Regions from separate parts of the Homo sapiens genome. Here all the other regions are linked to region 1. Evidence: chromatin loops called from intact Hi-C (ENCODE). Cell type or tissue: dorsolateral prefrontal cortex. All regions are shown on one strand. Region 1 overlaps CAPN9 (calpain 9). Region 2 has its middle 10 kb from the start of COG2. Region 3 has its middle 16 kb from the start of AGT.

Region 1 (8,000 bases):
CACACACTTATAATTTTATCTCATCTTTTTAAAACTTTTTGTTGTTTTTTATGGACTGCTATGACACTATGTATTTTTTTTAATCAATTCTAGTTTTCTGTTTCCTCTTAGATTAGCCTTGGGGTCTGTTTTTTGCTAATGAATTAGCCAGTTCCTCTGCACTTTCAGGTTTGTGACGCAGAGCTGTGTGTCCTGTTGTTATATTCTTCTTTTCGTCTCTGGGATGTATGTGATTGTGTCTTCTCTCTCACACTATACTACATGAAGGTGACAAGTTGTTCTGTTTGGGGACAAAATAGTGAACTGTTCTTTGGAGTCCACACTGGAAGCGAGCGCCTCCCCATCCTGGGAAGAGACTGGAACTTGCTTCATGTCACTGCTAAACATCCTAGGGGAGCCCCGTGCATAGCCCACGCACATGGCCTGCACCTGGGGCAGCAGAAGGGGCTGGAGGTTGTGACCGGGCCAGGCATGTAGCTGGGTCTGATCCAGCAGGGGAGGCTTGACTTAGACGGTGGGTGTGACTCTGCTCTTTCCATGTTTTAGACCAGAAGTGCTGCAGAATCTGAGGCCCGGACGCCGTTTGGTCTTATTAAGGGTCATGCCTACAGTGTAACGGGAATTGACCAGGTAGGCGACTTGAACTCCAACTGCAGGCTATGGGGAGACATGTGACAATGCTAATCCCTTAGGCATTTATTCAGTGCATTGCAGTTTAAATGTCTGCCTTTCAGGCATTTCAGAGATTATGTCACCTAAAGAGGCAGGCTGGAATTCAAAACGGCAAGCCAGGAAAGAGAGAAACCATGTGATTCCACCGCAGCACAAAACTCGTTTAGCAGCTGTAAGCGCCTGGTCTTTGTTTATTTTTAATTTCCTTTCTTTCCCAATTCTCCTTCAGTCCTGTGTTAGTCAGGATTCTTCAGAGAAATAGAATCACTAGGGAACCAAATATATATACATACAATTAAACACACACACACCTATCTATCTATCTATCTATCTATCTATCTATCTATCTATCTATCTATCTATCTATCTATCTATCTACATCACACAGTTGACCCTTGAGCAACACAGGCTTGAACTTATATGGGGATTTTCTTCCATCTCTACCACCCCTGAGACAGCAAGACCAACTCCTCCTCCTCCTTCTCAGCCTACTCAACATGAAGATAATAAGGATGAAGACCTTTACAATGACCCAGTTCCACTTAATAAATAGTAAATGTATTTCCTCTTCCCTATGATTTTCTTGATAACATTTCTTTTCTCTGGCTTATTTATTGTAAGAATACAGTATATAATATAAATAATTATAAAACATGTTAATTGGTTCTTTACGTTATCGATAAGACTTCTGGTCAATGGTAGGCTATTCGGAGTTCAGCTTTAGGGAATACAAGATTTTTTGACAATGCAGGAGGGTTGGCACCCCAACCCCTGACATTGTTCCAGGATCACCTGTAATACGATTTATTGTAAGGCATTGGCTCATGCAATTGTGAAGAGTAAGAAGTCCCACGATCTGCTCTCTGCAAACTGGAGGCCCAAGAAAGCCAGTGGTGTAGTTCTGGTCTGAGTCTGAAAGGAAGGCCTAGCCACCAGGAACACCAATGGTAAAAGTCCCAGTCTGAGGGCAGGAGAGACGGATGTCCCAGCTCAGGCACCCAGGAAGAGAGAGTGAATTCCCCCTTCCTCTGCCTTTTTGTTCTGGTCAGGTCTTCACAGATGAGATGAGGCCCACCTACACTGGGGAGGGCAATCTGTTTTACTCAATCAACTTAAATTTCATGTCACCCAGAAGCACCCTTGCAGACACAACCAGAATAACCTTAAAGCAAATATCTGGGCACCCCATGGCCCAGTCAAGTTGACACATAAAATTAATCACCACGAGTCCCATTCTTGTAGCTGTAGCCCAGGGTGGAACTGATCCTGGGGGACACCCAGACTCCACACAGCACCACCCTGACTTCAAGGGAGCTGTTGGTTAGGAGGAGAGATCCTTGAGGGGCACAAGGGGAAGAGAAAGAAAGAATTGAATGAAAGAGGAGGACAAGAAGCCAAAGGTATCACTCTGCCAGACTCAAGCTCAGCAAAGCCCAGCAGCCTGCCTTGCCCACTCCATGCCTCCCTGGACCAGTCTCAAGCCCAGTACTTAGAAGGTGCAGATGCACCTGGTCTTCTGTAGCCACCCACCTTTTGAGTGACATCCTCTGAATGCGTGGGGAGTAAAGAACACTGAAGGGAGACCCTGCCCTTCCTCCTCACTGGAGCCAAGGTGTGAGACGCCGTTGGACTCTTTGGGATTCTTTAGAATGTTAGCTATTTGTGTTGGCTCCTTTGTCCTCCTTCACCATCCATAGATGACTTGCAGATTGCTCACTCAAGCAGGCATGTGATGTTTCTAGGTTAGATCTTCTACGTATTCCACGTAACAACAGAAACCTCTCATCATCTTGGTTTGCTTGATTTTGCTTCCTCTCCCCCCTACAAGGAACTCACCTGCCCTGAACCTTTCAAATTAAATGAGCCCCTTTAATGGTGAGCCACAAGCCACATCTTGGACTCCGAAGAGTTGATGTTACTTGAATTTTTACACATCCAAAATATAATTTATGCCAAATGCATGAGGATAAAACATTCTGACTGCTACAGTTTCTGGTTAGTTGATAACTAGAAGTCTTTTACTTTCACCCTCTCTCCTCTAAAACCCTTCTCAAATGCATTGGCCCTTGTCCCTGCTCCCAGGCAGAGCCTGAGGGCACACAGGCTCAAGGGTGATTGAGGTGAACAGCAGGAATCCTCACAGACACCTGAAATAAGGAGAATATTGGGTCTAGAAGACGTAAAAGCTGTTTTTGTTTATTGTTGTGTTTAAATCCCCAACATGTGCTTATTTTCTTATCATTCATCTGTGCATGGGATGCTAGGATGAAGAAAGTTCAGTAATAGTTCCATGAGCACCTTTGAGGACTACTCTTTACCATTCACTCTGCTAGATGCTGAAGATGCCTAAGACTTGGCTCCTGCCTCTAGGGAGATCCAAGTCTAGAGAGAAACCCATTTTTAGATTCATATGGACTAATTTCTTGTTAATTGCAATTCTACTTTACTTCCCAGATGTGGCATAAGCATTTTGGTGCTTAATATAATATCATTGGCAATAGTAGCAATTATTCAATAGGAATTAGAAGGTTCCAAGGGCTGGTTAAGAACTGGCGAACTTCTACATACCTTCAGCAGCATTTTAGGCAAGAGACTTTCAACAGAACCAGTTCTGGATGGAGCTGGTCCACCTGGAGCTCATAGATGAATGTGGCCAAACCTCCACCATATTTATCATTTCACACTTCCCTCATGCTTTTCCCTTCTAGGTAAGCTTCCGAGGCCAGAGAATCGAGCTCATCCGAATCCGGAACCCTTGGGGCCAGGTTGAGTGGAACGGGTCGTGGAGCGACAGGTCAGTCACCCTATCCTGCCTCTCTGGCTGGTTCCCGGGGCGTGTGGGGCCAGAGCTGGCTTGTGCAGACATGTGAAGGAGTGGCCTGTCTACTATCCTCCCGGGCTCTGACTCAGGATCCTGTCCCGATTCTGAGGTGCCCCTTCTTCCTCCCCTTTCAGCCCTCAGGCCCACCTTGCATCAAGGTTGATTCTCAAGAAAGACTTTTACAACAGCACTCTAACTTTCACGAATTGTATTTATGTCAATACATAAATGTGTTACCTCCCATGGTGATGTTTATAACCCAGTGATATGGTGAAAAGCTTTATCTGTAGTTGTGAGTAACTCCAGTAAGCAGTGTGCATATGCATAAGTGCGTGTGTGTTTGTGTGTGTGTGTGTATTTGGAGTGTCGGAATCCCTGAAATATTACCTAGCATGTAACTATAGGATTCTCTCTGATGGTCACTGACCATGGCAGAGGCCCAATAGCCCAGCAGAGAAATAGAAGTGAGGCTGAGCATGGTGGCTCATGCCTATAATTCCAACACGTCAGCAAGCCGAGGTGGGAGGATCACTTGAGTATGAGAGATTGAGGCTGCAGGGAGCTATGATTGCACCACTGCATTCCAGCCTGGGCAACAGAGCATGTTGACCCCATCTCTTTTTTTTTTTTTTTTTTAAAGGAAAAAAAATAGAGGACATGGAATTGGAATTTTATCTATTACAGAGCTGTTAACCAGAGTTTTGGCCCCCAGTTATCAAGAAAGGTCTGCCTTTTCTGTGTGTGTCCCCACAGCTCCTCCAGCTCTGGTCCCTTGGGAAGTGGACCAGGTGACTAAGAACCAGGGATGTTTGTGTGGGTGCGTGGCAGGGCCTGCCTGAAGCTGTTGCTCGTCCGCTGCTTGTTGGGCTCCTGAAGCCCTTTCCTGCCACATCCATGGCCCCTGAGCTTCTGGGGAAATCTGAAGCTAGTCTAGAACTTGGTTAAAACTGAGCCAGTGTTTGTCTTCAGTCCAGACACAGCTACCAGGTCGCCAGACATGGTGCAGCCGCTGCTGTATTAGCCAGACCCCAGCGTGAGGGCAGGGCACACAGGCCTGTGCTTTCCAGGCTGTCATTGTCCCCATGGAGGCTCTCGTCCCACCATCCTCTGCTCTGGCCTTGGCTGCCGCCTTCTGAGAACCAAGAAGCATTGGCAGAGATGAGCTGAGATGGGTTGAGGAGGAAAGAGATTGGCCTCCCTCTCCTGGCAGAAATGGAAAGCACAGAGAACTACTGAAACCAAAATTAGTGAGACTGCGTCACGTTGTAAGATGTGCAGTGCCCCTCAACTTTGAGATCGTAGCCTATAAAGGGAAAATGGGCCATTGTCTCCCATTTTCTGGGACTCACAGAGGTAGAAATCAAGAAAGTGACTGAGAGCCAAGGCTGGAATAAAATTTGTCTTCCACTCATGCAGCCTCCATGGGTGATGGGAGGGGCAGGCGCCATCCCGACTCCCTGACTTCGCTGTGCTGCTGGTGACATGTGAGTAGGGTTGAAGGCACCGCATGGCCAGCCTGTCAGGCCAATTATCTGGGTGTGAGCCACTTAGGATAATGGCTCCAAAAGAAAATAATGGCTGCCAGTTCCACTCTTCTGACCCTGGCCCGAGCACCTGGAGACAGGTCCCGGCTGATCCTCCCCTTGGATCACCTGAGCACTCCCCTGAGGTTGAGTTGAGATCACAGGATGAGAGGGAGCTGCCACGTTGGCTGTAGCACCGCAACAGTGGTGACCTACTTTGAACTATTTGGAGGCGGCTGTGGGAGTCACAGAAAATGCAATGAACTTGGAGTCACAAATCCTGAGTTTGGAGAGTGACAGGCAGCCATTCCTACCCCTACTCTTCCCTGAGAGTGTTTCCATGGGCCTACCTGAGCCCTCTTATCTGCAGGACGGGCACACCTAGCTCACAGAACCCCACCTGGCTTGCCAGCGAGGTCACATACAAAAGGTGCCGGGTACAGACAACATCAAGCATGGGCAGGTGTAAGGCATTATCACCTTTCCAAGTGTCAGCTTGTCCATTAAGGAAGGGCCAAGTACTGCTCCAGGTCACATGGCAAGTTGGAGGCCAAGCACGAAAGTCAGCAGACTTGTGGCTTCCAGCCGGGCTCTTCTGCTACCCCACGGGCATGCAATGCCTTGTGACTATCCCAAGATAATCTTCCATGTCGGTGGTTCAGATCATCCTCAGGGGTATTTTATCCATCAGCAACACTTGGAGATGTACTTTCTGACCAGCCCTCTTATTTGGGGGCCAGTGGCTCACCTGCCGCTACATCCCTGGGTGCATTTTTGGGACCCAGTGAGTAGTTACTAAGCAGGTCTTATTTCCTCCATAACCGCACACTGTGGGTTCCACATCAAGGCCATTGTTGCTCTTCATCATGACCTCTGCCTGAACACCAATTTTGTTTACTCCTAGTTCTCCGGAGTGGCGTTCTGTTGGTCCAGCTGAGCAGAAGCGTCTGTGTCACACTGCTCTGGATGATGGGGAATTCTGGTACCGTGCTTGTTCCTGTGTTAACTGCAGATACGAGCAAGTCCCATGGCCCTGGGGCGTAAGGAGCACTGTGCTTCTCTCTCGCTTTCCTTTTTCTTTCTTTCTTTCTTTTTTTTTTTTTTTTTTTGAGACGGAGTTTTGTTCTTATTGCCCAGGCTGGAGTGCAGTGGTGCGATCTCGTCTCACTGCAACCTCTGCCTCCCAGGTTCAAGTGATACTCCTGCCTCAGCCTCCCAAGCAGCTGAGAGTACAGGCATGCGCCACCACGCCCGACTCATTTTGTATCTTTAGTAGAGATGGGGTTTCACCGTGTTGGCCAGGCTAGTCTCGAACCCCTGACCTCAGAGAAACCACCCACCTTGGCCTCCCAAAGTGCTGGAATTACAGGTATGAGCCACCACGCCCAGCCTTCTCTCTCCATTTTTGGCAAATCAAATTCATCTGTCTCAGACTCCTCATATACACCCAGATTAGAGGGAAATTTAATCTCCCTCCTGTCTTGGTGGGGGCTCACCCCAGCTCTCGGTTTGTTGAAGAGTCTTCAGGGGGTTCCTGCAATCCAATAGAGGAAGAGCCTCTGGTCTCTAGCCTGACACACCTCCTTGGCACTCTTTGTCATCCAGGTTTACACAGTGAATTTGAAGACAGGCAGCCCTACTGCTCACAGGATCCATTCCCTCCACACCCATCTTGATGAGAGGTACCTTTGAAGGCAGCTGCCCTGAGAGCATCTAAAGATATCGACCTACGTAGGAAGTAAACATTTCTACTCTGGACTTTCCCTTGGCCTGAATCTCTTTGTTTAATTGAACATTTGTATTGGGCCTTCATCTCTAGAATCTTTTTCAGTCTTATTTCTTCCTGTTTGGGTTCTAGAAGTTGGCCCTTCTAACCCTGTGAGACCACAAATTTCTGGTTTCTGGCTCTATTCCCTTTCATGTGCTCCAACCAATCAAGTCTTGCCTGAGCTCATCTCTTTCTTGTAACAGCTTTTAAAATACAACAGCAGGGCACGGTGGCTCACGCCTGTAATCCCAGCACTTTGGGAGGCCAAGGCGGGTGGATCACGAGGTCAGGAGATTGAAACCATCCTGGCTAACACAGTGAAACCCCACCCCTGCTAAAAATACAAAAAATTAGCCAGGGGTGGTGGTGAGTGCCTATAGTCCCAGCTACTTGGGAGGCTGAGGCAGGAGAATGGCGTGAACCCAGGAGGTGGAGCTTGCAGTGAGCCGAGATTGCATCACTGCACTCTAGCCTGGACAACAGAGTGATACTCCATCTCAAAAAAAAAAAAAAAAAATACTACAACCCAAAACCATGACTATTCCAGCCTTTTTCATTCTTTTCCCATAGAACACAGCCTCAGTAGTGATTTGTTCTGCCTTCTGTATTTTTATAGTTGTCTTAGTCTATTTGGGTGGCTATAAAAAAATACCATAGACTGAGTGGCTTACAAAGAACAGGAATTTATTTCTCACAGTTCTAGATACCAGGAAGTCCAAGAAGATGACACAGGCAGTACCTATATCTGTGGAGGGCCCTGTTTCTGATTTATAGATGGATCCTTCTCACTCTGTCCTCACATGGTAGAAAGAGGGCAAGGCAGCTCTCTGGGGCCTCTTTTATAATGGCACTAACCCCATCCATGAGGGCTCCACCCTCACAACCTAGTCACCTCCCAAAGGCCCCACCTCCTGACACTACTACTTCGAGGGTTAGGATTCAACATATGAATTTAGGGGAGACCACAAACATTCAGTCCATAACAACATGCAACAGATTTACCCAATGTTTTGCCACTGCATAACATAGATAACCATTTTCCAGCTCGAACAGTTCCATGATCCCTCTTGCTCAACTGCTAACATATTTTAGAATTTCGTTGTGGCAGTTCTGTAATTCAAGGCACCAATGACTCAAGGTAACACTAGCTGCAGTAGTGAATAGACCCCAAATATATAAAGGCTCAAACACAGTAAAGTTTTTTCCTCACTCATTA
Region 2 (8,000 bases), 140 kb before region 1:
CGAGAACAATTTTATTCAATAGTCTGCACAAAGATAAATTAATCATGGCTGCATAAGTTAATGTAGTGGTATTCTTTAAAGTGTCAAAATTCAGTGTATAATACACCTAAGAGTATTGTTTGCATCATTTTAGCAGAAAGAAAATGAATAAATATTTTATAGGCATTTAAATGAAAACTACATGTGCAGTCTCAAAAACTATGGAATAAAAATGAGGTCACATATCCATTAAATCGAAATTAAATGGCTTAAATATTTTGTTTAATTGTGTTGTTTTTACTAGAGACAGGGTCTGTCGCACAGGCTGGAGTGCAGGGTGCAGGGTTGTGATTATGGCTCACTGTAATCTCAACCTCCTGGGCTCAAGCAATCCTCCCATCTCAGCCTCCCGAGTAGCTGGGACTACGGGCACATGCCACCATGCCTGCCTAAGTTTTTAAAATTTTTTGTAGAGACAAGTCTCTGTATGTTGCCCAAGCTGGTCTCAAACTCATGAGCTGAAGCAATCCTCCTGCCTCAGCCTCCCAAAGTGTTGAGGTTACGTGGGTGAGTGAGCCCCCACTCCCAGCAAAATGATTTCAAATTCTTACCCACTTCCCCAGATGTAGTTTGAAGGTCAAAGATTGCTGGGCTGTTGGTTAAGATATCCTTGCCGGTACTGCTGCCATTGTAACCACAGCAGTGTGCAAGGGGTATTCTGGAATCATAAAAAAGAGATGCCTAAACCTGATTTAGGAGAAGATGCTGAAAAAATGCTAGGAAAGATTGTATTAACCCTGCCACTTATTTTCTGTATTCTGTTGCTTTTATATCTGCGGCCTTGCTGACCCTGGAGGGACTGCCCCTCCAGGACTGTTTAATTCCTAGAGATATTAAATGACTTGCCACAGAGTGTGCCTTTCATATGAAAACCAACCAATCCAGAGCCCACACCCCACAACCCCCTTTCTTATTGGGCTCCCATATGTAGGGCCACTATTCTCCTATCCTAATCACCTCATGGCCAGGTGCAAGACAATTACAGATGACCTCTGTGCCCCAGAGCCTGTTGAAATTATTCAGACTAGACCATCCTAGAGCTGCTTCCCTGTCTCACCCATTCCTTCCCACAAAACCACCACAAAAGCTCTCTCCCTGGATCTCCTGACCAACCCTGGTGCTTCCCCATGTGGCCCTTTGTGATATGGTATGCCCCCTCCTCTTGGGAACTGTAATAAATGATCTTTTCAAGGATAATTATCTCCTGATCTGCTGGCCTCATTATACTTGAATAATAATAAAATCCACATGTTAAAACAAAGACTTCCTGAAGGAGGTAATGTATGAGATAAGGTCTGAAGAATGTGGAAGTATCATCTTTGTATAATGAGGCAGCAAATGGTGTTTTAGGTACAGAGAACAGTATGTGCTGGAGATAAAAGAAGGCAGAAGCCACCCAAGAATTCAAGTAGCTGACTGTGGCTGGAGCACAGAAAGTGAGGAAGATGTGGGTTAAGGTGGAGTTGAAGAGGTTGGCAGGCACCAGATCTGGAAGGTCTTTATGTGCCATGTTTAATAATCTGCAGAAAACATCAGCTACTGAGTTGTGCCTGACCACTATGCTTTCTCATCTTCCTTCTCCTGCAGACAGCCTGCTAATATCTGTGGGATATTTCTCCCACACTTTATGCTGTCTGGTTGGGGACATCTGATTGGTCCACCTGACCAAATTTGACGAATCAGAATGTTCCCTGGGATTGATATAGAAATGGTGGGAAAGATGCTGTTTTTCTACAGAAGTGACTGGCTTTGGTGGATGTGATTCCAGAGCTGGCAGTGGTGGTCTTCCCTGACACTTGGAAAGACGCTGACTAAAGAAGAAAGCACTCCAATGGAGACAAGTAGACATGAGACACTGACAGTGAGAAAAAAAATATTCCACTGATTTTAACTCCCGATTTCTTGATCCTGAAATTCTAGTGTTTCTGCTTTTCTTTGAATACTATGAACTACCACAGAATCCTTTTCTATGTGAACATGAGAATCCCTTTTTTAAAGTTTTGCTTTGTATTTTTTTCCCTTTTGTTCAATCCAGTTTGCTTTGAATTGCTGCCATTTGCAACTAATGGGTCTTAAAAAAATCCTTCACTAAGGAAATTTAGAGATCCTGAGGAATTTTAAGTAGGAGAAGGATGTAATGGGATATATATTTTAGAATGATCATTTTGGAGCTAATATGGAGAATGAATTGGTGTGGAGAGAGAAGGGAAGGAGACATCTGGCTGGAGGTGGGAAGAGACAAATTGGAAAGCTTTTGTAGTAATTCTGGCAGAATATGGTGAAGGCCCAAAACAGAAGGGAAAACTGGGCAGTTGGAAAAGATTAGATAGATACAGAGGCGGGATGATTAATGAGATTTTGGTAAAATCTGAAATCGTTAGGCTTCTAATACACTTATTTTAGGATTTAACATTATCATCTTTAGAAAATTGTCTCTAGTGGTGATGATACCATAATCTTTTCAGTGATTAAAGACAAAAATCTTAATCTGGCTTGGTTTGTAAATAATCAAATGGAGTTTAAGAGCAGTAAGCAGGGCACAGTGGCTCACACCTCTAATCCGAGCATTTTGGGAGGCCAAAGCAGGAGGATCACTTGAGGTCAGGAGTTCGAAACCAGCCTGGCCAACATGGTGAAATCCTGTCTCTACTAAAAATACAAAAATTAGCCGGGTGTGGTGGTGTGCACTTGTAATCCCAGCTACTCGGGGGGCTGAGGCAGGGGAATCACCTGAACCCGGGAGGTGGAGGTTACAGTGAGCCGAAATTGCGCCACTGCACTTCAGCCTGCGTGACAGAGCGAGACTTCATCTCAAAAAAAAAACCCAGTAGCAATAAAAAGCAATTCAAGGGTTTGGAAGGGTGGGTGAAGGGGAGTGATAGCATTCCTCTCGCATTTTAAGAATATCCTTTGACTGCTGTGTGGAGAATGGCTAGAATGAAGGCAAAAGTACAAACAAGGAAACTAGTCATTCTTCAATATTTATGGAACACCTACTATGTGCCAGGTACCATACTAGACCCCAGAGATGGAATAGTTAATAAGAAGGATACAGTTTTTGGCTCCATGGAGCTTCCATTTTAGTGGGGCAGTCAGACTATAAGCAGACAAATTATCTATCTATCTATGTATCTATCTATCTATCTATCTATCTATCTATCTATCTATCTACCTATCATCTCTATCATCTGTCTATCCAACCATCTACCTATATCTATCCATCTCTTTCATCTATCCATTTATATCTATCTAATGTGTCTTCTATCTGCCTACTTACCTATCTCTATCATCTATTTATCTATCTCTACCATCTACCCATCTATGCACCTATTCATCTACCTATCTATCTCTATCATCTGTGTATCCATCCGTCTACCCATCTATCATCTATCTATCTATTCATCTATATATCTGTTCATCTCTCTGTCTATCAGTCTATCTATCTTAGGAGTTGATAAGTTTTAGGAAAAAAGGTAAAGCAGGGTATGGGGCATGGCAGGTGGAGGTTTACAGGAGCAGGTTGCTATTTTATTAGGCTGTGTCAGGGAAGTTTATCTTATTTGAGCAAAGACCTGGAGAAAATAAAAGTGTGAGCAGCAGTAATATCTGCAGAAAAGCATTCCAAACAAAGTAAACAGCAAACTGAACATGGGAGCGTGCCTATTGTGTTTGAAGAAAGGCATGGGGATCAATAGGAATGGAGCAAGAGGGGAAATGGTAGGAGACAGGGAAGAGAGGTAGTGGGGTCCTGATCACGTAAGTCCTCAAAGGCCTTTGTTAGGATTGACCCTTACCTCTGTGACCAATGAGAAGCCATTGTATGGTTTCAAACAGAGAAGAGGCCTGCCTTGGCTTAGATTTGAAAAGAATCCCTCAGGCTGCTTTGTGGAGTATAGACTCGCAGGAGGATGAGCAAGGGTAGAGGCAAGGAGACAGTTCAGAGGCTACTTGCGTTCATCTAGATCAGGTTTCACAGCCTCTGCACCATTGACATTTAAGGCCAGATAATTCTTTGTTGTAGAGGCTGCCCTGTGTGTTGTATGATGTTTGGCAGCACTCCTGGCCTTTAACCACTAGATGCCAGTAGTGACCCTTCCCTCAGTAGTGCCACCAAAGATGTCTCCAGACATTGCCAAAACCCATGGGGAGAAGAGTGGACAAAACCTTCCCCAGGTGAGAACCACTGATCTAGATGACCGATGACAGTGGCATGCACTAGAGCAGTAGATGGGCAGGTGGGGAGAAGTGGTGAGATTCTGTATGTGTTTTGAAGGCAAAACACACAGAATTTGTTGATGCATTATGCGTGGATCCTGTGAACAAGATAAGGATTAGGAAGATTTTAAGATTTTTGGCCTGAGGCACTGGAACAATAAAGCTGCTGCTTACCAAGATGGGAAAGACTACAGGAGGAGCAAGTTAGAGGAAATCAGGAGTCTGGTTTTGGATGTGTTGAATTTGAGATGCCTGTTAAATCCACATGGAGGTGACAAGTAGGCAGTTGGATATACAAGTCAGGAGTTCAGGAATGAGGTCCAGGCTAGAGACAGAAATGTGACAGTCATTAGAACAGAGGTGTTACTTAAAGCCTTGAGGCTGGGAGAGCTTGTCTGTGCAGGGAGTAGAGATAGGGAAGGTGTGTTAGGCAGCATTTTAAGATGGCCATCTGATATCTGACCTATGTTATGTCCTTTGAAAGTAGACAGGACGTAGACTTGCTTCTAACTAGTAGAATATGGTGAGGTAAGGGGTTGTCCCTCCTACAAGTACACCATGTTACATAAGTCTGTTTTTTTGCTGACTGGAATCAGAGGCTTTCCTGCTGACTTTGAAGAAGCAAAGGGCTTCTTGACAACCACTGTGGAGAGGTCTCATGGCAGGGAACTGCAGGAGACCTCTAGGAGCAGAGGGCAGACTCCAACAGATAGCCAAAAAGAGGCTGGGGCCCTCAGACATATGGGTGCAAGAAAATGAATTCTGCCAAAAATCTAAATGAGTTTGGAAATAGATTCTTCCCCAGCTGAACCTGCAGATGAGAACATAGCCCAGTCATGCCTTCATTTTTGCCTTGAGGGAGATTCTGAGTTAAGCAAAAACAGGTCTGAGTTCAGGAGCACATTGGTGCTGAAAAGTTGAGGTCAGGACAAGCCAACAAAGACTGGCAGAAAACAAAGGCAGAGTCAGAAGCTAAGTGAATAAAATGAAACATTTTGAGAAAAACAGAGGGACTACTGTGTCAATTGGGACTGACAGGTTGAGTAATCTGAGGTCTGAGAATGACTTATGGGATTTGGCAAAGTGGTGATTATGAGTGACCTTGAAATGACCTTGAAAAACAGCTGTCTCCCTAGAGTAGCGGGACTGAAAGCCTGATGGCAGTAACTGAGGTTAAAACACACACACACAGACACACACACACACACGTCAGGATTTGGATTCATATGGGAACAGCAATCAAGTCTGCATTCTGTTTTGGAGGTAACATCAATAGGACTTGCTGACAGACGGGAATAGGGGAAGGGAGAAGTCATCCCAAAGGTGGAAGCCCTAGCCACTGGGTAGGAGGCAATGCCTTTTACTAAAATGGGAGAAAACCAGGAGAGGAACAGGTAGAGGAGGGAACCAGTTAAAGTTATGTTAAAAACCTGGTGTCTCTTAACATATCCCCACAGAGAAATTCCATAGGCAGTTGGATATGAGTCTGAGCTCAATAAACAGGTCAGGATTAGAACTTCAGAGCGTTCCATTTACAGAAAGTACTTAAACCAATGATACTGTCTAGAATCATTGAGAACAGTGGTTCTGAAACTGAGAGATGAGGGTACATAGGAGGTGGCGATCTTGCTTCCAGGGCACACTGGGCAATGTCTGGAGGCATTTTTTATTGTCACAATTCAGGCAGGGAGTGCTACTGGCAACTAGTGTGTAGAGGCCAGGGATACTGCCAAATATCCTACAATACACAACAAAGAATAATATAGCCCAAAATGTCAGTTGTGCCAAGGTTGACAAATCCTGGTCTAGAAAGCACGTTGCTATAGAAGGAGACTCAGAATCAAGCTCTGGGGAATCTGAAATGTGGAGGTCAGATAGGAAAGGGTAATCCTTAAGGGAGATTTAGGATATAGGTCCAGAATAGCAGGGAGAACACCTACGTGACTATGATAAACTAAGAAAAGAACAGGAAGTGAGAACCGGGAGACCCCGAGCACAGGTTGCTAGGAGTAGACGTCTTTGCTCACACACCTCCTGATAGAATTTATATACCATCTTGAACATTTTTAAGTTGACACCTGAAATAGTTCATCATAAGTCTATATTTTTTAAAATTATTTATAGGCTGAAAATATTTAGTATTTTAAAAATATAACATAGGAAAAGATTGACTTGATTGGAATAAAACTTGCCTGATACAATTTACTGTTTTTTAAATGCTAGCTTTCAGTTATTCTCTTTACTTAACCATACTGAATCTGAAAAACCCCTGTTAAAATGCTGATTTGTGTTTCTACCCCCATTGTATCTGGACACTTTTGGTAGTCCCTCAAACCAATTTAGTTTAATTTAAAAGAATCAATGTCACTAACCCAAAGGGATTCTGCTTTTCTGATTTCAGAGCATGCTAACAGTAACCCAAAGACTCTGTTTCTAATGATACCCTTTGCTCTTAACAAGAAAGAAAGGAAGTCCTAAGTGTTGATGTTTCTGTTAAAAAATTAAGGGAGACCAGTTTTTTGGGGCTGAGGTCCTGCGCTAGGCCTCAATGGACCAGACTAAACTAAAATGGAGTCACTCGTACTGACTGCCATTTAATCAAACTGAAACTTTAAGGAAGGAGATAGATCTCCAAACAGACCAGTTTTTTCCTGAAAACAGGAGATTCCAGTCCACTTGTGTCAGCATCATACGGACGTTTCCCCTGCTTTAACCCCTACAAGTCACCTCCTGAAGTAACCTGATGTTAACCAATCAGCTTCTTTTTTACTATTGTTCCGTTTCCTTGTTCTCACCTTACAAACCACCCCCGTTCTGCAATTTCCCAGTGGGACCTCTTGTTCTATTTTTTTTTTTTTTTTTTTTTTTGAGACTGAGTCTCACTCTGTCGCCCAGGCTGGAGCGCAGTGGCACAATCTCTGCTCACTGCAACCTCCGCCTCCCAGGTTCAAGTGGTTCTCCTGCCTCAGCCTCCCGAGTAGCTGGGATTACAGGTGCCCGCCACCACACCTGGCTAATTTTTGTATTTTTAGTAGAGACGGGGTTTCACCATGTTGGCCAGGCTGGTCATGAACTCCTGACCTCAGGTGATCCGCCCACCTTGGCCTCCCAAAGTGCTGGGATTATAGGCGTGAGCCACCGCATCTGGCCTTCTTGTTCTATTTTGTAGGATGGTGGCTGCCCTGATCCATGAATCATAAATAAAAGGAAGTTAGATTTATCACTAATGATATCTGATGCATTCTTGGGCATATCAGTTCTACTACAGAGTGTATATGGAAGGAGAAGACCTGGAAAGGGACTCTCTTATAATGATCTGTGCACAAGATTGTATAGAGAGTTTTCAGGTATCCCCAGGGGAATGGTAACCAAGTTGGGCAACCAGGGTATAAAGAAGTATTTTACAAGCTATACTGTGAATGACGGCAGGGCAGGAAACTCAGAGGTTGCTGACAGGAGTGGTCCATGAGAAAGTAGGCATTGAGGCCAGGCGCAGTGGCTCACGCCTGTAATCCCAGCACTTTGGGAGGCTGACAAGGGTGGATCACTTGAGGCCAGGAGTTGAAAACCAGCCTGGTCAATATGGTGAAACCCATCTCTACTAAAAATACAAAAATTAGTTGGGCATGGTGGCGCATGCCTGTAATCTCAGCTACTCGGGAGGCTGAGGGAGGAGAATTGCTTGAATGGGTACCCGGGAGGTGGAGGCTGCAGTGAGCAGAGATCCTGCCACTGCACTCCAGCCT
Region 3 (8,000 bases), 74 kb before region 1:
CTGTGGCTTGGGCCCTCCCAGCCTGATGAGGAGCTGGAAGCAGCTATGTTGAGTCCTTAGTCTTGCATTCCCGTGCATCTCAGTCCCTTCTTTGTTCAAAGGTTAGCCCTGGGGAGAGGAAGTAAATGGTAGGGAATGAGAGCAGGTCCTGTAGTTAGCAGGCTTGAGTTTTTTAGCACAGACCGGGATGAGGAGGGCTAGAGAAGTCAGAGGAAACCCCAGTGGTGAAAGCACCAAGAGCCAGGTGTGTGTGGAGCCCCAGGGGCTTCCACGCAGCCCCCAGCCTGCCACAAAGAGGGGCTTGCACTTTCTGTTTGCAGGTAACAGACACTGGACAGTGGCGCCCTGTGTAGAGAGCATCTGCTTTGGGCTTAGGACTGGAGGCCCTGCCCCTGGAGGGGGAAGTGTCCAGTTCTGGAGTTCACTGTTGGGAAATTTGGTCAGTGACAGAACCATGGGAGAGAGACAGAGAAGGGATTTCTTCTCAGGGCTTGACCTCCCTGGTGTGGGAGCCGGCTCACCTGGCAGGGCTGTGGTAGGGTGGGGTACCATCAGCAGGGGGCCAGCGGAAGGAAAGACGGGCGTGCAGTGGGGGAGAGAGAATGAACTGGAACCCGTGGGGATAAATGGAGCCCGCATCTGGCTCTTGCTGCCTCCTGGTCTCCCCATTTCAGTGATGGGGTGATGTGCAGAGGAAGCTGCACATGCACTTGGCCCAGCATTCAGGGAAGCTGAAGGAAGAGACCCAGCAGGAGCTGGAGGAGTTGCATGCCTGCCTCCCGCCCCAAGCCAGCAGGAGAGCCTGCAGCTCTGAGTCAATATGCAAGAGCTGCAGTGGAGCCTGGGCTGCAGCAGCCTGCTGCATATCAGCATGCAGCCACCCCACCCCACCTCCTGCAGCTGTTTCCTGTGACCAAGGCCAACCTCAAACCATCCCAGGAAGGGAGTCGTGGGGAACACAGGTCCAGCCTCGCTAAGCCGATCCAGTGCAAAGCTACCTCAGTAGCCACATGGAGGTAAACTACTTCCTCCACTCCAGCCTTCATCAATAGACCCCAAATGTTTGTCCCCATCTCCCTGAGTGCTCTGCCCTTCTCATTTATTTTAGAACATAGGAGGAGAGGGTTATGACTTAACAGCCCATCCAACTCCAGCATTATTATTCTCATTTTACAGATGAGGAAACGGACAGCTTAGGTCATCAAGATAACTAATAAGTAGGGTTGAAACCCAAGCAAGATAATTCCAGAGCCTGGTTTACTAATTGTTACATAATTCTTCATCCCTAAAATCAGCACTACAACAAAGTTGACAGTCAAGAATTGGAACGCAAGTTGTTGATTTCTTTGACCCTGTCAAGCCCCAGGCTGGCCCTGGACTCAGCACACTGCCTTTCTCAGTGACAGCCCTGATGCCATAACACCTATTTCTAAGAAACACGCCTGTAATCCCAGCACTTTGGGAGGCCGAGGTGGGCGGATCACCTGAGGTCAGGAGTTCGAGACCAGCCTGGCCAACGTGGTGGAACCCCGTCTCTACTAAAAATAAAAAATTAGCTGGTCATGGCAGCACGTGCCTGTAGTCCCAGCTACTCAGGAGGCTGAGGCGGGAGAATCACTTGAACCTGGGAGGCAGAGGTTGCAGTGAGCCAAGATCATGCCACTGCACCCTACCCTGGGCAACAGTGTGAGACTCCGTCTCAAAGAAAAAAAGAAAAAGGAAAGAGACAAGAATCTTTAAGTAAAGTGAAAGGCTTCAGAGCCTTTGTCCATGGTTCCCCCAGAACATCTCTCCTTTCTTTGGTATGTGTTTTATTTGCTTTGCTTTGGAGAAATTACTATTGAATAAAGCTTAAAGATGAAATAATACTTACATACTGTAAACCTGTCATTAGTTTCAATTTTTCTAATATACAGACTCAAAAGTGGGTGTCAGCCACAGGAGAAGTTTTTTTTGTTCTACTATAATGCTGCTGGGGAGGCCATGAGTAGGTCATTCGGGGACTCAGGCTGACTGGAAGTCAGCCATCTCCATCCTATGGCTTCCAAGTTCACCCTGGAGGAACCTCCTGCATTCATTTCTAGGGCTGCCGTAACAAATTACCACAAGTGTGGTAGCTGGAAACAACAGAAGTGCATTCTCTCACAGTTTTGAAAAGTCTAAACTCATGGCGTCAGCCGGGCCGTGCTCCCCCTGAAGGCTCTAGGGGAGATTCCTCGCCTCCTCCAGCGTCCTGTGGCTGGAGGTGTTCCTTGGCTACGGCAGCATCACCCCAGTCTCTGCCTCCGTCTTCACGTGGCCTTCTCCCTTTCTGACTGATAGAGATACTGTCATCAGATTCAGGACTCACCTGGTTAATCCAGGATGATCGCATCTTGAGATTCCTTGCTTAATTGCATCTGCAAGGACCCTTTTCCAAATGTGTTCACATTCACAGGCTCCAGGGGATGGGATGTGGACATATCTTTTTGAAGGCCACCATTCAGCCCACTCCCCCTCCACTGCAACCTACCAGAAAGGGAGAAGAGTGTGATGGGGGCGCCCAGGGTGTGGCTCTGGCCCCAGTTTGGGTGAGCACAAAATCCTTCCCCCTCACTCCAGTGTGTGGCGCTCAGGCACGTGGGGCCTGGAACTGTAGTTTTAGCTGTGTGTCCAGGAAGGAGAGAAAGAAAAAAAGGATTTGGAACTTCTGTAGATGAACTCCCCAATCTCTCATCTGGGGTCTTTTTTGGTAATTCCTCGCAGCTCCCTAGAACTGCTATATGGAGTTGCCCATATGAGAACCGCACAGTCACCAAGCTGTGCTGCCATGGCTTAATGATCCTAGTGATGGAATAAAAGCAGGGTCACTCAGGAACTCTGTAGTGCAGGAGGTAAGGGCTGATTTTCCTTTGCGGGGCCCTTTTGAAACAACCATGAAGCTCTCTGGTACTGGGGTCTAGATGTCACTCTAACAGCAGCAACAGCACTGGTGGTGCAGTAATTGGAGCCAGCATGGCTGAGTCATTGACAACGTGGACACCTCCATGGTGTGTTCATGTCTCAGAACTCAAAAGCAGTGATCAACTGCAGATGCTGAACTGTTAGATTCTTAAGCAAGATCTGTTAGGGGTCCCCGTTTGAAGGCAGTGTTATTTTCTCTGTTCATGGCATCTGAATAGATCTGGTGGATCTCTCCCTCCCTATCAGCAGCCAGGCAGTCCAGTCCGTTCGAGCAGTTGGTGAAAAGCAGGGCTTTGCCAGTTGGCAATCCTCCTCTCTGTGTAAGACCTCAGCCTCAGCGCCCTAAAGGAAACGCTGTCTGTCTTTTGAGATGTGCAGACATTCTTGGTGCTGCCCGTGAGTCTCAGTTTTTACCCTGAAAATATCCTGCTACTTTTGATCAGCCACTAAGCTTCGTGTTGGATGGCTGTGAACATCTGTAAATTGTTGAGTGAAGGAAGTGTTACCTTCATTTGATTGCGAAAGTTTCTCCATTTTCCACTCAACCCTCAGCTGGTTTTCATGTGGAGACTGAATTTCAGAACAATCAGCATTCTCATTTCTCCTTAGCTCTCACTAATCTTGAACTAAAATGTATTATTGGCCGGGTGCGGTGTGGCTCACACCTGTAATCCCAGCACTTTGGGAGGCCAAGGTGAGCGGATCACCTCAGGTCAGGAGTTTTGAGACCAGCCTGGCCAATATGGCGAAACCCTGTCTCTACTAAAAATACAAAAATTAGCTGGGCATGGTGGCGGGCACTTGTATTCCCAGCTACTTGGGAGGCTGAGGCAGGAGGATTGCTTGAATGCGGTAGGTGGAGATTGCGGTGAGCAGAGATCGCACCATTGCGCTCTAGCCTGGACAACAGAGCGAAATTCAGAGTGGCATTCTGACTGTTTAAATCTCTTGTGTAATCCAGCTTGATGGCATGTTGGGACCTGATTGACCCTCCCATCCTGAACAACTGAAAATCGATACTGTGTGAAACAGCGCTGCTCAGTGTCGGATGCCGGCAGTGCAGGGTCCTAGAGAGAAGGGGCAGGTGGGGGTCCTGCGATGGCCCAGCGTCTAGCATGGAGGGTCTCTGGATGCACAGGAGCATCCAGAGCCCAGCCCATTCCCTGAGAGGAGGCGGTGTGGAGTTTGGGGACACTGAAGAGGCTGGAACTGGGGGTGCAGAGTAACGGAGAGGAGACAGGTCTGTGGAGCGTCGCTTTGCTTTTGGAGCTGGGTATTGACCAGCCCGCCTGTGTAAAGAGGTTGTCAAGGCCAAGGAAAGAATCCCCAGAAAGGAGCAGGTAGAAAAAAGCCCCAGAGCAAAACGGGCCTGGGAAAAGTGTGTCCAGAGTGGAAAGACGTGGAGGGTGGGGGTATGGCCCCTGCGGTGGAGCCAAATTAACCCGATGTAAAGGGCTGCTCTGAAGCCACCTCACAAAACATAGAATCAAGCCTCGAAGGATGACACTCACTCCACGTAACTTTCTGTTTTTCATTTTAGCTGCAGGGTGTACATATGCAGGTTTGTTACATGAATATATTGTGTGATGCTGAGATTTGGGCTTCAGTGGAACTCGTCACCCAAATAGTGAACATAGTAGCGAGTAGATAATTTTCCAACCCTTGACCTTCTCTTTTCCTCCCCTTTTTAGAGTCTCCAGTGTCTGTTGTTCCTATATTTATGGCCCAATGTGTACCTAGTGTTTAGCTCCCCCTTATAAGTGAGAACATGTGGTGTTTGGTTTTCTGTTCCTGCATTAATTTGTTTAGGGTAATGGCCTCTGGCTGTATGTATGTTGCTGCAAATGACATGATTTCATTCTTTGTTATAGCTGCATAGTATTCCATGGTGTATATCTACATTTTCTGTATCCAGTCCACCACTGATAGACACCTAGGTTGATTCCATGTCTTTGCTATTGTGAATAGTGCTGTGGTAAACATATGAGTGCATGTGTCTTTTTGGTAGAATGGTTTATTTTCCTCTGGGTGTATATGCAGTAATGGGATTGCTGGGTCAATGGTAATGCTGTTTTTTTGTTCTTTGAGAAATCTCCAAACTGCTTTATACAGGGGCTGAACTAATTTACAATCCCAGCAACAGTGTGTGTGTTTCCTTTTCTCCTCAGCCTCACCAGCATCTTTTGTTCCTTTGATTTTTTAATAGCAGGCATTCTGACTGGTGTGAGATGGTATCTCACTGTGGTTTTGATTTTCATCTCTCTGATCATTAGTGATGTTGAACATTTTTTCAAATTTGTTGGCCGCTTGTGTGTCTTCTTTTGAGAGGTGTCTGTTCATGTCCTTTGCCCACTTTTTAATGGGGTTGTTTTTACTTGTTGATTTGTTTAAGTTCCTTATGGATTCTAGATCCTAGACCTTTGTTGGATGCATAGTTACTAATATTTTCTCCCATTCTTTAGTTCATCTGTTTCCTCTGTTGGTAGTTTCTTTTGCTGTGCAGAAGCTCTTTAGTTTACTTAGTGCCAGTTTTCAATTTTTGTTTCTGTTGTGTTGGCTTTTGAGGACTTAGTCATAAACTCCTCTCCTGGCTCCAGCTAACTTAACAGAAGAATGAGGTTACTCAAGTTCAGGGGTGTGGGCCCTGAGACCCTTACTCTCTTGAAGGGATAGAGTCACTGACATGTTTGTGGGTCTATCAGAGTCACTCAGAACATCTCTGATCATTGAGCAACTTTAAAAATTGTGTGGGGTAAACATGTCCACACAAAAACCCACACATGGGTGTCTGTAGCAGCTTAATTCGCAATTGCCACAACTTGGAAACAAGCAAGATGTCCTTCAGTAGGTGAATAAATAAACTGTGACACATCCAGACAGTGGCATAGTATTTAGCAATAAAAAAGAAATGAGCGATCATGAAAAGACATGGAGGAAACTTAAATGCACATTACTAAGTGAAAGAGGCTAATCTGGAAAGGCCACATACTGAATGATTCCACTATATGACATCCTGGGTGGGAAAGGCAAAACTATGGAGAAGATGGGAATAGGATCGGTGGTTACCAGTGGTTAGGAGGGAAGGAGGGGTGAATAGGAGGGACACAGAGGATTTTCAGGTCAGTGAAACTCCTGAAAATTGTCTAAACCCATAGAATGTACAACACCAAGAGCCAACCCTAATGTAAACTATGGACGTTGAGTAATAATGATGTGTCAATGTAGGTTCGTGGGTTGTAAGAAATGGACCACTCTGGGTGGGGGATGTCAATAATGGGGGAGACTGGAAGGTAGTAGGGGGTATATGAGAAATTGCTGTATCTTCCTCTCAGTTTTGGTGTGGGCTTAAAACTGCTCTAAAAAACTAAAGTCTGCTAGAAAAAAAAATCACACGGGATGGTATTCAAATTCACCATCCACTATTCAAAACCTTCAGTCCATGTTTCAGTAGTTGAAGTTTTTCAGATTTTAGGAAGGTAAAGTGGCCCATATAGTGTATATCCCATAACACCCCCAGGGGCTTCTGCAACAGCACCTTATAATCACATGTACATCTTCGTGTGGCAAATTTAGGAATATTCACACTATCAACTTTTTCTTCTGAGGATCTTAAACAGCCTGACGTCTGTCCCCATCAGGTTTTACTGCCAAGTGAGTAATAAAAATCTTTCCATTTTTCAAACTCACTAATTTCCTCAGAGGCTGTTCAAAGCATCCCCTGACCATGGTCTCATGCCCAGCCGAAATCTCAGATTGACAGTGATTTTAGTTGGTGAGTAATTGCCTTGTCTAGGAGATAGGCACTTGCAACTCCAGGAAGACTTAGAATTTAGTGAAAAAATGTTTCAGAGAAACTGACCTGTGGAATTAATTTTGTGTGTGTGTGTGTGTGTGTGTGTGTGTGTGTGTGTGTTAAGTAACTTGTAGAATGTTCGTATTTTGTATCCTTGTAATAGCTGAGAGATCTATCCTGACCTAACTTCCCATTTATAAGTGCACAGAAAACAGCGGGAGAACAGCGCTGGTTGGCAACTTTATACTCCTAGCGACTTCCAGAAGCCGAAGCCGCCTCTAAGTAGAAGAAATTGGTTTGTCGACTGCCTGCTGCCTTTTAAAATAAAGTCACAAACTTAAATGCTTTGTTTCCAGCACGTGGCTGCGCTGTCTCAGGTCTCTACGAGCAACTTCCAAGCCTGGACCTCCTGTAAAACTGCAGATTCTGACTCTGTAGGTCCAGGAGGGGCGTGAGAAGCCACATTCTAACAAGCTCCCAGGGCAGCTGCCGCCACTGCCGGTCTAAGCGCCACACTGAATAGCGAGACCTTAAGGCACTTCTGGTCTCTGTGCTTCCAGTTCTTCCGAGAAACTTGGCATCTTGCAGCCGTTTCGGAGAGTCCATGTGTGCCAGCTCTACCCGCTTTGAGAGCAGAACAAGCCAGGAAGCTCTGAGAGTGGGACTGGAAGGTAACTGAATAAAACCGGTGACGGGGAGTTACGACGAAGCAACTAAGGGCACTGCTGTTGCCGACAGAATCCCTCACCTTGACATCGAGCTAGGGAGATGTGTTCAAAACCAGGGGAAGACTCTCAGGAACATGAGGGGAGAAGCCGAGATTTGTAATCCCCGTGGCTGACTTCACTTTAGTTCTGATCAATAGCTAACACATTGCGCGGCTTATTTATTTCAATATGTATGGAAGGGAGGAAGATCGAATGCCTTACACAAGTAGGTAGGACAGCATCACCATTGCTATCAGCCGACGGCCGTGGGCCTACTGGGTGCCTACCGCTTCCTTGGCTCTCCCCAAGATTCCGAACTGTGGGCCTAATCCCATCGAGGAGGAGCAGGCAGAGGCACTCAACAGATGGGGGAAAATTGCAAATATTTATTTGTGAAGATTTATTTCTCTACCTTCCACTCCCGGGGCACAATACCAGCAGCAGTCTGGCCCTGTGTCACCAGGACGGAAGAAGTCCCATCTGCCTGGTTCCTTTCCCAGGTGCCACATGGGGTATGGGGCCTTCCCTGTCACCCTCTTCCCGCCCCCTGTCCATCA

What was found. Hi-C counts contacts between places; a loop is a spot of excess contacts. Peaks named below come from ENCODE experiments on the same cell type or tissue, not always from the same donor. Only the 100,000 strongest peaks of a DNase experiment are listed, where the experiment ranks them.
Region 2: it touches region 1 in a loop (6-fold over the local background); 68 of 110 quality-filtered maps call a loop at or near these places.
Region 3: it touches region 1 in a loop (2.3-fold over the local background); 24 of 110 quality-filtered maps call a loop at or near these places.

Annotation. Positions count from the first base shown.
Region 1 is chr1:230,768,634-230,776,633 of GRCh38, forward strand. CAPN9 (calpain 9) reads left to right here. Exons shown (of 20, transcript NM_006615.3): 6 at 547-630; 7 at 3,381-3,466; 8 at 5,921-5,998. It overlaps CAPN9-AS1 (CAPN9 antisense RNA 1), which reads right to left. Exons shown (of 2, transcript XR_001738518.2): 2 at 7,448-8,000. Among named protein-coding and RNA genes, the nearest start is that of CAPN9-AS1, 23 kb to the right of the region's middle. In dorsolateral prefrontal cortex, CTCF peaks have their summits at 4,704 (motif pointing left) and 4,906; DNase peaks (open chromatin) are centred at 4,608 and 5,003; H3K4me3 peaks cover 735 bases; H3K27ac peaks cover 977 bases.
Region 2 is chr1:230,628,353-230,636,352 of GRCh38, forward strand. No RefSeq gene overlaps it. Among named protein-coding and RNA genes, the nearest start is that of COG2, 10 kb to the right of the region's middle. In dorsolateral prefrontal cortex, a CTCF peak has its summit at 4,112 (motif pointing right); a DNase peak (open chromatin) is centred at 4,088; H3K27ac peaks cover 1,429 bases.
Region 3 is chr1:230,694,332-230,702,331 of GRCh38, forward strand. No RefSeq gene overlaps it. Among named protein-coding and RNA genes, the nearest start is that of AGT, 16 kb to the right of the region's middle. In dorsolateral prefrontal cortex, no CTCF peak of the experiment used is centred here; a DNase peak (open chromatin) is centred at 7,262; H3K27ac peaks cover 2,507 bases.